Regions from separate parts of the Homo sapiens genome. Here region 1 is linked to region 2. Evidence: chromatin loops called from intact Hi-C (ENCODE). Cell type or tissue: IMR-90. All regions are shown on one strand.

Region 1 (8,000 bases), 230 kb after region 2:
GCTTCTGCACAGCAAAAAGAACTATTGTCAGAGTGAACAGGCAACCTACAGAATGGGAGAAAATTTGTGCAATCTATCCATCTAACAAACGGCTAATATCCAGAATCTACAAGGAACTTAAACAAATTTACAAGAAAAAAAAAAACAACCCCATCAAAAAGTGGACAAAGGATATGAACAGACACTTCTCTAAAGAAGACATTTATGTGGCCAACAAACATGAAAAAAAGCTCTTCATCACTGGTCGTTAGAGAAATGCAAATCAAAACCACAATGAGATACCGTCTCACCAGTTAGAATGGCGCAAGTTAGAATGGCGATCATTAAAAAGTCAGGAAACAACAGATGCTGGAAAGGATGTGGAGAAATAGGAACGTGTTGATGCTGTTGGTGGGAATGTAAATTAGTTCAACCATTGTGGAAGACAGTATGATGATTGTTAAGACAATTCTACTAAAGGAAAACTATCTCTGCTTTGCATTAAATATCTTGCATTTGCTGTTTTTCCTTAAGATTTCTTAAATCAAATTGTACATCATAAAACAGGTCTAATAATCGGCTGGGCGGGGTGGCTCACACTGTAATCCCAGCAGCACTTTGGGAGGCCAAGGTGGGCTGATCAGCTGAGGTCAGACCAGCTTAGCCAACATGGTGAAACCGCACCTCTACTAAAAACACAAAAAAATTAGCCAGTGTGGTGGTGCATGCCTGTAATCCCAGCTACTCAGGAGACTGAGGCAGGAGAATAGCTTGAACCCAGGAGGCAGAGGTTGCAGTGAGCTGAGATTGCACCATTGCACTCCAGCCTGGGCAACAGACTGAGACTCAGTCTAAAAAACAAAACAGAACAAAACAAAAAAACCAGGCATAATAGTACTCTCCCACATTCCCCGTATTCTTTGACTGCTGACAAAATAAAACACACTGTCAGTTCTCTGACCTTCAAAAGTCAGGTGTGGATATTGGGTGAAATTGAATGTCACGTTACTTGTGGGAGAAAATTGCTATTTTCTTAAAGGAAACTTGGCCAGGGCCTCTGTCCTGTCCTTCCCTGACTCAGCTGATTGCAGCTTGCAGGACTCCTCCCCGCAGTGCTTCTACCAGGACAATGACACCAGGTACCTTGTTGCTCACTTCCCTTTCTCCACACTTGTTTTTGAGGAGTTCAGGTGACCAATATTTCCCAGGGCTCCAAGAAAGCAATACAGGTGTAACTTCACCTTTGCCATTGCCGTGAAAGGACTATGTGCTCACCTGCATATCAAGTGGAATGGGCCCATATGGATTTAGCTTAGCCCATCCAGATTTTTAAAAATACCTGTTAAGTGTTTGCCTTTCTTCTATTTTCATATTTAAGGAGCCGAAGAATCAATAGAGCTGAGGGCAGCAAGATGGAATTATAACTCATCCACCCCCCTTTACTGTACTCAAGATATAATATTCCTTGACCCCTCTACATCTGCTTTGCAATTTTCTATCCTTGATCATCAATGCCTTCTTTAGGTGGCTTCCCCTCCTGTCACTCTATGATCCTTATCTTTGTAAACTGTCTGTTGTTTTATAACTGAGTTGACTTTAGTGAATAATCAGAAAACAAGTTGCCGGTTAATATATTCTTAGGATAAACTGAAGATTATGCCTGGAGAGGCTTGTCCATGGTGCAGCTGAGACGTCTCCTATCTTCTTTTCTGTCTTTTTTTTTTTTTTTTTTTTTTTTGAGACAGAGTCTCGCTGTGTCACCCAGGCTGGAGTGCAGTGGTGCGATCTTGGCTCACTGCAAGCTCTGCCTCCCAGGTTCACGCCATTCTCCTGCCTCAGCCTGCCGAATAGCTGGGACTATAGGCACCTGCCACCACGCCCGGCTAATTTTTTGTATTTTTTTTTAGTAGAGACGGGGTTTCACCGTGTTAGCCAGGATGGTCTCGATCTCCTGACCTCATGATACACCCGCCTCGGCCTCCCAAAGTGCTGGGATTACATACAGGCCTGAGCCACCGCGCCTGGCCGTCTCCTATCTTCTTGTCTGTGTATATGTGTGAATCCTTCACGCCGAGACAGAGTTGTATGAATGAATCATTCTGAACCTGATGTTCTTTCTACAATGTGGATACATGCAATTGTTTGTTTGCCCTCCTGCCCTGTGGTCACAGCAGTGGCCTATTTACAGGGATGTTTACTGTTCTAGAGACTGGCTGTTTCCTACGCTTATGTTTTTACTCCATCTTTTTCAGTGAGCTTAAGTTTGTTTACTACATACTAGTATGTTCCTCTACTAGTCATTGTGACAGTGTTTCAAAATGTTTCAGCATATCCTTGTGTCTTTCTTTTCTCTGTTCATCTTGTTTCTAATTTCCTTTCCAGAACTTTCCATGGTGTCCAGGACAATCCTGGTTTTCTATCTGTTGTCCTGTTGTCATTATCAATAGTAGCCAATTTCACCCTGAAAGTAACTGTGTTGAAATGAAAATTATATTTGCCTATTTACCCATAAAGTAATCACTGCTCTAAGATTTTATACCCACTTTCTGAGAAACTTTATTCCAGGAAAAGACTAATTAGATAGGTCAATTAATGTAGATCAACTTGCTCCTGTCATGTTTGAAATCATAAAACAAGGCCTAAGTCCATTTGGGTGCTATAACAAAATCCCATAAGCTGGGTCGTTTCTAACAACAGAAATTGGTTCCTCACAGCTCTGGAGTTTGGGAAATCCAGGAGAAAATCACCGACAGACTCGGTGTCTGGTGAGAGCCCGCTTCCTGGTTCCTAGAGGGCCGTCTTCTCACTGTGTCTTTACATGGTGGAAGAGGCAAGTGAGCTCTGTTGGGCCTCTTTCATAAGCTCATGAACCCCATTCATGAGACCTCCTCCCTCATGGCCTAATCACTTTCCACAGGTGCCACCTCCAAGTAACATCACCTGGAGGATGGCATTTCAACATAGGAGATTTCATGACGTGTTTGCTTCTGCAGCACGTGTTCTAAAATTGGAATGAGATTTCATTAGCCCTCCTCCCTCATGACCTAATCACCCCCCACAGGCTCCACCTCCATATAACATCACCTTGGGGATGGGGTTTGGGGCAGGGGAACATGAGCATTGAGCCCATTGCAGGGACAGACCCTAAGCATAACACCAACCAGTAAGTGAGTCCTAACAGGATGAATCTAAATGACAGATAGGGTGGGAGAGACATTTAAAAGTCCTCTAAACTTTTCTGGTCATTGGTATTTACTCAGAATCTGTGGCTAATTCTGCACTTGCCAGCAATGATCACTGTCCTTGTTATTGTCCTCATTTGTCCAGCACATATTGCACACGTTTGCACATGCTGCGTACCAAGCACGGTGCTGTGTGCAAGGCTGCTCAGCGAGCACATCAGATAAACTCCTGCCACATTAGTGCTTACCCTGGGGAGGTGGGGGGAGGCAGACTCACAAAAGGGAAAATTAAATAAACAAAAAACCAGATAATGTCGAGTCTTGTTGAAAGAAAAGTGGTGTGACAAAACCTGAGTTTTTACAAAGTAACTTAGAATGAAAGACCAGGAACATCCTCTCAAAGGAGGAGACATTTGTGAAAAGAAGTAAATGATAAAGTCAGTCCCAGTCATGCAGGATGTATGGAAAAGACATCTCAGGTAGAGGAACGATGAAAGCAAGCATCCTAAGGAGAAGGAAACATGGCACGTTCGAGGCACGGAAAGAAGGGAAGTGAGTATGGTTGTCATGGGAAAGAGGACAAGTCAATATGCAAAGTTCAGAGAGATGGACAGGGCCAGGTCATCAGGAGTGGTGGACAGGGCCAAGGGTTCAGACAGGCCTGTAAGTGGGGTGTGCGGCACGGGATACTGACATGCAGTGATGTACATTAAAAAATATCCTCGCTATGATGTGCAGAAAACAGCAAGAAAGGCAAATAAAAAAGCAAAAAGCAGAGCCCACTTAGATGTCTCTTACACGTGCCAAGAGTAAAATGGTAGAGGCTGTGGCTGGGTAGATACAGCAGAGAGGGAGAAGGGAAAGTCTCTGGGATGTCTTTTGGATGTAGTCATTATGACTTGCCAATGAACTGGGTGGAGAAGGTCAGTAAAGACACTGAATTGAGGATCTGTCTGAAGAACTGGCTGGAACACTTGGGGAGACTGTAGGGTCAACTAACAGGCAGATAATGTTGGGGGAGAAATGAAAAGTTTTGTGTTGTCAGGTTAAGTTTAGAAGCCCATTAGATTTCCAAGGGGAAATGACAAATGAAGAGCTGCATGTTTGGTGTACAAGCCAGGAATTCAGGGTAGAGGTCACAGCTAGAGATATGAACAAGAGGGTCATTGGTATATAGACTGTGTTTAAAGCCGCTGGATAAAAATGGACAATCTAGAACATATAGCAGAGGAATCCCATCCAGACTCACCATTTAGGGTTCAGTAAAGGAGACTGTGAGGTAGAAAAAGCATGAGCGTGAGGTCCATGGAAGCTGAGAGAAAACGTGTCCTGGGAGGTGGTGTGTATCCACGCATGCTAAGAGCTACTGGGAGGACTGGAGAGGCCAGAGGGAGGTGAGATCTGGGTCTGGTAGCCACTTTCCAAGTGAGGTGGAAAAGAACGGCTTTGGCTTCTGGGGAATGAAGTGGAAAGAGCCTGGTGAGAGACAGTGAGAGACATAGCAAGAGGGGAGAATGCAGAGGCTGTGGCTTCAGATGCTTTCAAGAACTTCTGTCATCCAGAGGAACAAAGAAACAAGGCATTTATTGCATAGAAATAGGAAATCAAGGCTGGGCATGGTGGCTCACCCCTGTAACCCTAGCACTTTGGGAGGCTGAGGAGGGTGGATTGCCTGAGCTCAGGAGTTCCAGACCAGCCTGGGCAACATGGTGAAACCCCGTCTCTACTAAAAATACAAAAATTAGCTGGGCGTGGCGGCATGCGCCTGTAGTCCCAGCTACTCAGGAGGTTGAGGCAGGAGAATTGCTTGAACCCGGGAGGCGGAGGTTGCAGTGAGCTGAGGTTGCATCGCTGCACTCCAGCCTGGGTGATAGAGGCAGGAGAATTGCTTAAACCCAGGAGGCAGAGGTTGCAGTGAGCTGAGATCATGCCACTGCACTCCAGCCTGGGTGACAGCGCAAGACTCCATCTCCAGAAAAAAAAAAAAAAGAAAAAGAAAAGAAAAGAAAAAAAGAAATAGGAAATCAAAACAGCAACATTTTTTAAGAAAACAAAAGTGTACTCCAGAGCATGTTTGTATGCAGATAGAAATGGCCCAGTAGAGGGAGAGGGTGGTGTGGAAGACAGGGGTAATGACTGAGGAGAGAGGTGATAGGAGCAGAGCAGAAATGCTTGGTTGACCTTTGATAGGACAAAGGACATGCCATCCTCTGAAACCTCAGGCAAAGCCGAGATCTAGGAAAGCCCCACAGCTGTTAGGCTGGTAGAGCTGGTGGCAGTAAGATGAGTTCCTCTCTCTTTCTTTCTGTTTTCTTAACCTGGGATGAGGCAGGATGAACAGATGCAATGGTTAGGAGGTGCTGTGTGGTAACGTGGTGGACCCTCCACAGGGACTATTTTGATCTGGCTGTGATCTGCACATCCTAAGATGTCTATATTCCAGGACTGATGGGACAACTGGCCCTGCGTGCTGTGCTCTCATCATCAGAACCCCTGATGGTCACTGAGCTTAGTGGTGCTTTGCCCAGATGTTGGTGTGCTCACTAAATTATGCTCTGCAGTTTCGGCCCCATCTACAATTCTGACATTGTCTCATATTTCTCCACTTTGCCCTTCCTTCCTTCCTTCCCTTCTCTCCTTCCTTCCTTCCTTCTCTTCTCTCCTTCCTTCCTTCCCTTCTCTCCTTCCTTCCTTCCCTTCTCTTCCTTCCTTCCCTTCTCTTCCTTCCTTCCCTTCTCTCCTTCCTTCCTTCCTTCCTTCCTTCCCTTCTCTCCTTCCTTCCTTCCTTCATTCCTTTCTCTCTCTCTCTCTTTCTCTCTTTCTTGACACGGTCTCGCTCTGTCACCCAGGCTGGAGTACAGTGGTGTGATCTCAGCTTACTGCAACCTCTGCCTCCTGGATTCAAAAGACTCTCCTGCCTCAGCCTCCCAAGTTGCTGGGATTACAGGTGTGCATCACCACACTCAGCTAGTTTTTGTATTTTTAGTAGAGACGGGGTTTCACCATGTTAGCCAAGTTGGTCTCAAACTCCTGACCTCAAGTGATCTGCCTGCTCCCGTCTGACAAAGTGTTGGGATTACAGGCGTGAGCCACAGCGCCTGGCCCGCCATGGCTTTCTTCCTGCTCTCCAGTCTTCTCTGGAGCTTCACTCTTTCTGGGCCAGTGCTCACAACATTTTCCTGGCAGGAATATTCACATCCCACTTCCACAAGGGAAATAAGCCAATTTTTTTCACCCAGTTCAAATTATACCTTTAAAATGACACATTTCTGATGACCTCCTTCACCTCCCTCCATTCGGAATGTTCTCTCTAGGGATACCCATGAAACATTGATTCATTCATTCATCCACTTGGTTATTCAACAGGTGTTTATAAATTATCTACAATGTGCTGGGAGTAGGCATGTAGTTTCCAGGAATACAGTGGTGAGCAAATTGACGTGGGCCTTGCCTACAAGCAGTCACCACCTAGAAAAAGCACTGTGGCAGAGACAGTACTTCCAGTAGTAACTCCAGTCTCTTCATCCCACTATTTTTAGCTGGACAATGACCACCTATCATAGACGACATTTTTCGACTTTTTTTGCAGCTAGATGTGGCATGTGATTAAGTTTTAACCAACAGCTCGTGAGTTGAAATGTCGTGTACAGCTTATGAGATGTAGTCTTGAAGTGAGGAGAAATGCCTTAAAATTTTTTTTTTTCAATTTCCTTATCCTGCCATTTGGAATGTAGCTTTCACTGCTGGATGGAGCTGAATTAGTCATTGGGGACAGTGCAGTGGAAGCCAAATTTAAGTCTGATTCAAGTGAGATCCTAGAAGGACCCTGGGTTCCTGGCACCTTCCGAGCCCATGTGGCTCTACTCAGCCCTGCTCTTTTTAAATAAGAAAGTAGAGCCTTGTTGTTTTAAGCCACTGGTATTTCAAGTATCCTGTTATGCACGTTTGGTCTAACTAAAATAAAGGCTACCAATCGAAAAATGTAGGGGTCTCTAAGAACATGCAATACGATTCAGTCAAGGGACTTAGAGGAGGTTTTCCAGAGTAGCAGACTTCAAGTTTAGATCATAGAGAAGGTTTGGAGTTCAATAAAGTGATAGAAGGAGGGAACAGTAAAGTGCAGGTGGAGGGAACGGTATTTCAAAGACCCTAAAACAGGAGAATGTGGCACTTCAAAGGTCCCAAGACTGTGGCTTCAGCAGAGTAAAGTAGGAAAAGAGTGGCCCAGCATACGTCTAGAGATGCAGGCAGGGGCCAGATTACCTATGACACTGTAGACCAGGGTGGGAATGTTGTTCTTTATTCTACAAAAAACTAGAGGTGGATACAGTAGCTCACACCTGTAATCCCAACAGTTTGGGAGGCTGAGATGGGCAGATCCTTGAGGTTGGGAGTTCGAGACAAGCCTGGCTAACATGGTGAAAGCCTGTTTCTATCAAAAATACAAAAATTAGCTGCGTGTAGTGGCAGGCGCCTGTAGTCCCAGCTACTCAGGAGGTTGAGGCAGGAGAATTGCTTGAACCTGGGAGGTGGAGGTTGCAGTGAGCTAAGATCGTGCCACTGCACTCCAGCCTGGGTGACAGAGTGAAATTCTGTCTCAAAAAAAAGTAACAATAATAATATAAAAATAAAAATAAATGGAAAGCGATTGAAGAGTTTTATGCAGGTATTTCAGTGATCAGGTCTGGACTTTTAAAACATCTTGCTTATTGCAGTAGGGAGAACTTACTGCAGGTGGACAAGAGTAGATACAGGAAGGCTATCAAGGAGGTTAGCCAAGGTTAGCCCAGTGCCATTTGCTCCAGCAGGGAGGAGGAATGTCAAGAAGTAGGCAAGCTT
Region 2 (8,000 bases):
GCTGTGTCCCCACCTGAATCTCATCTTGAATTGCAGTTCCCATAATCCCTTTATGTAGTGGGAGGAACTCGGTGGGAAGTAATTGAATCATTGGGGCAGTTACCCCCCTGCTGCTATTCTCATGATAGTGAGTTCTCACAAAATCTGATGGTTTTATAAGGGGCTTTTCCCTCTTTGCTTGTCACTTCTCTTTCCTGCCATCATGTGAAGAAGGACATGTTTGCTTCCCCTTCTGCCATGATTGTAGGTTTTTTGAGACCTCCCCAGCCATGCGAAACTGAGTCAATTAAACCTCTTCCCTTTATAAATTGCCCAGTCTTGGGCAGTTCTTTATAGCAGCATGAGAATGGATTAATATAACATATAAAGTGACTCACTGAGTGGACAAACAAAATTACACACACACACACACACACACACACACACACACACACACAGGAATATTATTCAAGCTCAAAAAGGGAGGAAATTCTAATACATATCACAACATGAATGGAATTTGAAGACATTATGCCAAGTAAAATAACCTAGACACAAAAAGACAAATATATAGAGTTTCATGTATAGGAAGTCCCTTGAGTGGTCAACTTAATAGGGACAGAAAGTAGAATAATGGTGACTAGGAACTGGGGTGAGGGGAGAATGTGGAGTTATTGTTCAGGGGATTCAGAGTTTTAGTTTGGGAAGATGAAAGAGTTTTGGAGATAGATGGCGGTGATGGTAGTATGACAAGATGAAAGTGCTTAATGCCACTGAACTATGCAGTCCAAAATAGCTAAAATGGTACATTTTATGTTATGTATATTTTATCATAATACAAAGTTATTTGCATGTGCCAGCCAGTCATTATACTACGTTTGCGATAGTCTCTGGTGTAATAATTCCAGAAGGACAAATAAGCCCCAGGATGGTGATCTGGGGAAAGTGGAGCAGAATGGTCATGCACTGGCCACGGGAGTGAGTGGCACGTCCACCTCTGCACAAGTGAGCCCCGGCTGCCATAACAAAACACTGCAGATGAGGGCTTCAGCAACAGAAATGCATTACCTCACAGCTCTGGAGGCTGGAAGTTAGAGATCAGGATGCCAGCAGGCTCAGGTTCTGATGCAACCTTTCTTCCCACCTGCAGCCTTCTCACTGTGTCTTCATGTAGCCTTTTCTCCATGCATGATAGCTCCTGGTGTCCTTTCCTTTTCTTACAAAAGGACACACACCAGTCTTATTGGGTCAGGGTCCCACACCAATGACCTCTTTTTACCTTAATTACCTCTTTAAAGGCCTTATTTCCAAATACAGTCACATTGAGGGTTAGGACTTCAGCCTATGGATTTGTGGGGGCACAGTTGAGTCTATAACAGCTTTCTGCCCCTTTTTCTTTTAGATTGGGCAGTGGGCAAAGGCAAACTTGAGAGCAACTGGCAGCAGCTACTTCAGCATGCTGGTGAGTGCAGCACAGATTTTCCTTCAGGGAAGGAGCTGCTGGGGAGCACTGATGGCAGTGCAAGGAGGACCACTTGAGCCCAGGAGTACAGGACCAGCCCGGGCAACATAGTGAGAGTGTCTCTGTGAAAAATAAAACAAAATTAGTCAGGTGTGGTGGTGCACACCTGTGTTCCCAGCTACTGAGGAGACTGAGGTTGGGAGGATTGCTTGAGCCTGGGAGGTCGAGGCTGAGGTGAGCCATGATCGTGCCACTGCACTCCAGCCTGGACGATGGAGTGAGACGCTGCCTTAAACAAAAAGAAAAAAAAGATAAAGCCGCTCTTATCCATGAGAGCAGAAACTGCAGACTTGCCCAGGCATGGTAATGAGAACTAAATGCTGCCAGTAAAATGCATCATGGTTCATAACTTCAGGAATAAATGATGACCAAGGCCATTTGTTTACATAGCACAGAGCAGCTTAAAGCCTACAGATATTTACAACACTCAAAATATATAATTCCTTCTAGGGGAGTAAGATAACCCACGATTTCCCAAAGCCATTAAATATTAATAAGTGGGAGATAGCCTACCCTTTTAAAGCACTCATGGAGATTTCTGCATAGCAGGTGACAGAATTTGAGTTAGTCTCTGACCAGTGAGACCGAAAGTACTTGAAGCAGCAATCTGTACTGGCCCGGTGTTTTCCCCTGTTTGTGCTAAAGGGTTAATCTTTCTATGCTTATATTCTGATGAAGCTATGTTGAAATAAGTGGTACTTAGCTGTTGAACAAGATGGAATGCTAAATATGTTTTATGCCAGATTTAATTGCAACTACAAATGACACCAAGACTCTGTCCCTTGGCATGAAATTGGATGGCAGCTTGGCTGGTCTCATTTTGGTCATTCCTGTGATTGGTGCAGATTGCTGCAAGATTGATTTGACTGGTATTGATCGTGACGAGAGCAAGAGTGAACAGTTTGGCTGGACTAAGTCTGGTTCAGATGTTCAGTACAAACACAGCCATAACGTAGATGTACATTTTAAACTACCAAATTTCAGAAAGGAACAATAGAGGAGAAAAGATTGTATAGAAAATCTATTTATTTAAATTTTCTTCTAGGCAAATTGAGGCATTATAGTGTTGACATTCCAGAGCGTGCAGCCACTCCTTGAGTGATGACCAGGCTACTAGGAACTTTCATTCATTCATTTATGCAATAAGCCCTGATTGTTCCCCCTTGAACATTCCCTCCCCTCCTAAATAAGCTATCAAAGCTGATGTGTGAAACTGTTGGCCCAGCTCCTCGTACTGCCACCCTATTTAATTACAGTGGGTTTCCTTTCATTCGGTCGTCACTGCTCACAACTCAGGTAATTGTCCTCACAGGCAAACTCCTATGTCTGTTCCCATTCATCTCTTCCTTTCCCAGCTCTTGCTCGCTGACATCGGGAACACCTTCCTTTCTCCCCCTGTGATTACGTTTCCCACCGACAATAGAAACTGGGTTCTTGGAACTGAAGAGCTGTGTCTCCAGACTATCATTGCCAGAGAAGCAAAAATTAGACTTGCAGTGGCCTTTCCTTCCCAGGGGAAAGAAGGGCTTCTCAACAGCCTGGGCTTCTATGTCCCTTCACTCAGGTGCTGAGAACACACTAGTTAAGTTACAGAGTTTCTTGGAAAAACCGGTTGGCATCTGTATTAGTTCCTTCTCGTATTGCTCTAATAAAGCTGCCTGAGACTGGGTAATTTATAAAGAAAAGAGGTTTAATTGGCTCACAGTTCCACAGGCTGTACAGGAAGCATGGCTGGGGAGGCCTCAGGAAACTTAAAATCATGGCAAAGGTGAAGGGGAAGCAGGCACCTCCTACATGACTGGAGCAGGAGGAAGAGAGCAAAGGGAAAGGTGCCGCAGACTTTTAAACAACCAGATCTCATGAGAATTCACTCACTATCACGAGAACAGCAAAGGGGAAATCCGCCCCCTTGATAAAATCACCTCCCACCGGGCTCCTCTTGCAATATTGGGGATTGCAATTCAAAAATGAGAATTGGGCAGGGACACAAATCCAAACCATATCAGCATCATCTTGTAAGTGCACAAGTAAAGTAACAGCTTTAGCTTATTCTCTCTCTTTTCCGAAACACACTGAATCCTGATTAGGTAAACATTTCTGCTTTGGCAATTAGGTCATTTGTACTTTATGTCATGGGGTTAAAATGACAACAGCTCTGTAAGAAACCTGTGGACACGTATTATGGTATCATTAGCAGCATTCTCCTGGACACATTTCCTGTGGTCTCAGATATTAAAAATACATAAGGCCTGTGAATCACTCAAGTTCTATATCTGTACTAGACCTCTGGTTTAAATCCATGAGGATATTAACTCTTCACCCTTTTTATAGAATGTTGCTTTTTATTGTAAGGATGTCATTTATTGGGCTTGAAGTTGCTGTCAAACCTTCAGGAATGAGAGCTCTGTGCCAGTGCAATCCGTGTGATTCATGGTAGTCAAATGGTCACAGGCTGAAGAGTCATCTGGAGCATTCCTTGTACCTATGACTCTCCTGCTTATTTATGTTCCTGTTCCCTCACCCCAAATTCTCATAACAAAGAGGAATGGCATCCATGAACCAAAATAGAAGTAGCAGGCACTGAGGCAGTTCTATCAATGGATTTTTGAGGGAAATCATGTGGTTCTGAAATTTGGACCTTGAGGTCGTGCCAGTCCCCAGTGAGCAGCTTTTACTCCTTCAGTTCACTTCCAGCTGTGTGCTGCTACTCTGCTAGGTCTGAGAGAGACAGCAGAGAGAAACCATAAAGGGCACTTGAACGCTTAGAGTGATAAGCTGGAGATTAAATAAACAATGAAAAAAGTGATAACCATAACTAAGGGGGTAAATGTTGCAGTGTGAGCCTATCAGTGAGGTCCTTGAAGGTTCAGAAAATGCCCTCCTAAGGAAGGGACTTTAAAGTGAAGACTTGAGGGTGAGAAGGAGTTGGCTGAGTTAAGAGGTGGAGAGCTGGCTGAGAGAGCACTCTGGGCAGAAAGACGCAGAGCACATACATCTCAGATCTGAAACTGTATGAGGTTCAGTTTCAAGAAAGTTAAAAAAAAAAATACAGTACCACTTAAAGCACAGATAGGAATGAAAAAAAGAGTGACATGAGATCATAGAATAGAAGAGTCAGGCACAAGATCATGGAAGAACTTGTAAGAACCAGACTAAGGATGTCAGATTTTAATCACATTGGAAAGCTACTGAAGAGTTTTAAGTAAGACATATTTGTATTTCAGGAAGGTAACTACAACCTGGAAAATGGACTGTAGGAATCACAGTGAACTCAGGCAGACCCATGCTGCCACAATCAATGAGGAAGGTGTGGTCTAGCCTGCGACAGAGACACTGACTAAAGAACGTGGTAGACTTGTGTTATCATGCTGTGCACAGTTGAAGTTGTGAGCATGAATTTCTTGTGGTCTGATACACGTGGTTGTGAGACGTTCTCTAGCATCACTCAATATCTTATACAGATGCAAATCAGATGGAAATTTAGACTCATCCCACCCCCACCGCATCATTTTCTAGTTGGATTGATGAGTAGAAATTGGTTAGGATATTGGGAAGAAGGCAACTGAAATTGCTGACAAGAGAGTATAAGCTGAAAAGGTGGGGAAGTGAAGAGGGAGAGAGATGATGGGGAGAGGAAGAATAGAAGGTAACTGTACTAGAAGAATGGTTTTTGTGGCAGAGCAGCTTCAGGAGCTAACAAGTGGAAAATGAAGTAGAGATGAAGAGGTAAAGAAACGAGTGGTCAAGATACTGACAGTCTGTCTGCACAGTCACAGAATTCCTGCAGACTGATGGCAAGATTAGTTAGTGTGGAGGATTCTGACTCAGCAAAATCTCCAGTCAATGAGCAGGATTGATTAGCAAAATGGCAGGAAGAAAGCTGCAGAGTTTGGGTATGCTGCTATGGTTACTATGAGCCTGGCATTATTCTGGGGGGCTTCACATACAGCTCAAGACAAGGCAGCTGATGCCCGGCTTGCATGGAGTTTCCATTCTTGAGGGGAAAGGAGGACGGTTGCTTGCCATGCAGATAAATAAATGGAGCGGCGGGAGGGCAGAAAGCATGCAGAGAAGCTAAATATGGTGACAGGAGAGCCAGTGACTTAAGAGTTACCATTTAAGCTGAAATCTAAATGACCAGATGGAGTTGGCCACGTTGAGTTTTGCATTGCTCTAGGTAGTGTGAGGCTCTTACTCAGAGACACTGTCAGTCTCCTTACAGGCTCAGCTGTCTTCCTCAAACAGCAGGAAGCTTGGCTTTCTGACAGTGTTCTCTCTGACTTAAGGATTTCCCTGACAAGAATTGCCCTTGTTGGCCCAAGGTGTTTCGTGGGCAGATGATCCCTCTTGCCAGGCTGGATTTCACGTTTGAGTGGAAGAACAGAGATGGTGACCATCCCTCTTTGGGTATTTGTCCTTCACTAAAATGGTATAGAGTAATAGGCTTAAAATAAAACCAGCAATGGCAACCTGCCTTTGTAGACAGATGTACCACTTGCAAATATTTAAAAAGACCCTTTTAGAAAGTTTTTTAAAAAGTGAAAATGTAGATTTCATTTATTATCCCCTTAAGAATTATCTTTCTAAAAATAAGCCTAACTTTGTGACATCCCTATTGATTCCAGGACAAGTCCCAGCCCCATGGCATGACATCTAAAAGCCTCCAGGTTGGTCCTATAAATCTTTCCAACCACTCCTACCAGGCACCTACACCCCAGGCATCCAAATGCTTATCAGTGATAACACAGCTACAATCTATGATTCAAGAAAACTGTCCCCCTGCCTGGAGTCCACACCCCTCCTCTTTCTGTCTAGTGAATGGAACTCATCCTTCAAAATCAACCCAAGCATCCTCACTAGACCTCCTCAGACCTTTCAGCAGTTAGTGCTTGCTCACTAGTCTGCTCTGCATGCACAATTCTGAGTTATAATTTGTGCTGCACTATGGGACCAAGACCACTCTTAGAGTGAAGTATGTGAAACTAACTCTTTGAAGATGAAAAAAATCAGATATTAGTAATTTCATATATTAATACTTCAACCTAGTGGTTGTTTCTTATTGTCTATTTTTCACCTTAATAGAAATGGAATCCCTAATTTTCATCTGAGCCAGTGGCTACCCATTAGAAAGACTATATTTTGTAAGTGTAGCCATAAGAATAAATTCTGGCCAATGAGATATAAGCACATGCATTGACCAGCAGCTTCTAAGAATCTTACAAGACAGCTCATGCATATCCTTTCATATTTCTTCATAGTCCTGACTGAATGCAGTAGCTCACACCTATAATCCCAGCACTTTGGGAGGCCCAGGCAGGAGGATCGCTTGAGTCCAGGAGTTTGAGACCAGTCCTGGTAACATAGCAAGACCTCCATCTCTACAAAATAGAAGAACTAGCTGTGCCTGTAGTCCCAGTTACTCTGGAAGGAGGCTGAGGTGGGAGGATTGCTTGAGCCTGAGAGGTTGAGTGAGGCTGCAGTGAGCCATGGTTGCCCACTGCACTCCAGCCTGGGCAACAGATCAAGGCTTTGTCTCAAAAATTTTTTTCTTCATAGTCCTTCCTCCATCCTACTGCCTGGAATGCACTTATAATCACCAGAGCTCTGGCAGCTTTTTTAGGACATGAAGTTAAAGGGATACACCCTAGAAATTATGGAGTAGAACTAGAAGTAATGTGAGTTTCTAAGGTCTTTGGTGGTAAAGCCACCATATCAGCCTTGGACAAATAGAGAATTTCTATTTAATAAGCCACATTATTTGCAATGGAACCTACTCCTAACTGATGTATAATGAATTTTAATTATTTCTGTGTATTTTGCTTTGTCACTGGACTGTGAGTTCTTCAATGGCAGGGGATACATTTTTAAATCTCTGTTCCATCAAGCGTCAGGTAGCAAGTCCTGGGCATGGCACATGCTGTATACTCAAAAATGTTTGTAATATAAAACACTTCATTGTCATTTTGAACAGAGTGAGTCAAGTACAGATTATACAAATAAAGGCAGCTTTTAAATAGTATAAAAATAGACAAACTCTCTCAAAGAATACCAGTAAATGAATGGGAAAATAGATCAAAAGTATGGTCCATAAGCATTTTTCGCACAAGATAATGTCAATGCATAACGAAGCATGACAATAGGTATTTTATATTGGTGGGAAAAACTCACCTAAGGCTCTTATTTTGAGACTCAAAGGATTAAGGCCAATAAATAATAAACAAAGTAATGATCAATAAACCCTTCTGGAGAAAAATGGAGGGAAAAAAGCAATGATAGTTGGCGATACATGTAACTTCTTCCGGTAATTGACTTTGATGGGCCTAAACCTAAGTATAAACTGCAGACTTAGCTTCAATGGGAATCGATAATGTCTGAGCTTATGTAACTCCAGCAACCATCATCTCCAAAACTGAGAAGGTTAGAAACTCTAAATCTTCCCTTTGTAAATTATGGCTTTGTGTTTAACTGCCAGGAACATTATAAACTCTGCAAATAACAG

Evidence for each region. Hi-C counts contacts between places; a loop is a spot of excess contacts. Peaks named below come from ENCODE experiments on the same cell type or tissue, not always from the same donor. Only the 100,000 strongest peaks of a DNase experiment are listed, where the experiment ranks them.
Region 1: it touches region 2 in a loop (2.3-fold over the local background); 2 of 110 quality-filtered maps call a loop at or near these places.

What each region holds. Positions count from the first base shown.
Region 1 is chr13:109,390,578-109,398,577 of GRCh38, reverse strand. LOC105370359 (a long non-coding RNA gene) reads left to right here. Exons shown (of 3, transcript XR_001750017.3): 3 at 1-145. Among named protein-coding and RNA genes, the nearest start is that of LINC00399, 6.1 kb to the left of the region's middle. In IMR-90, no CTCF peak of the experiment used is centred here; no DNase peak of the experiment used is centred here.
Region 2 is chr13:109,624,288-109,632,287 of GRCh38, reverse strand. No RefSeq gene overlaps it. Among named protein-coding and RNA genes, the nearest start is that of LINC00676, 100 kb to the left of the region's middle. In IMR-90, no CTCF peak of the experiment used is centred here; a DNase peak (open chromatin) is centred at 3,937; H3K27me3 peaks cover 721 bases.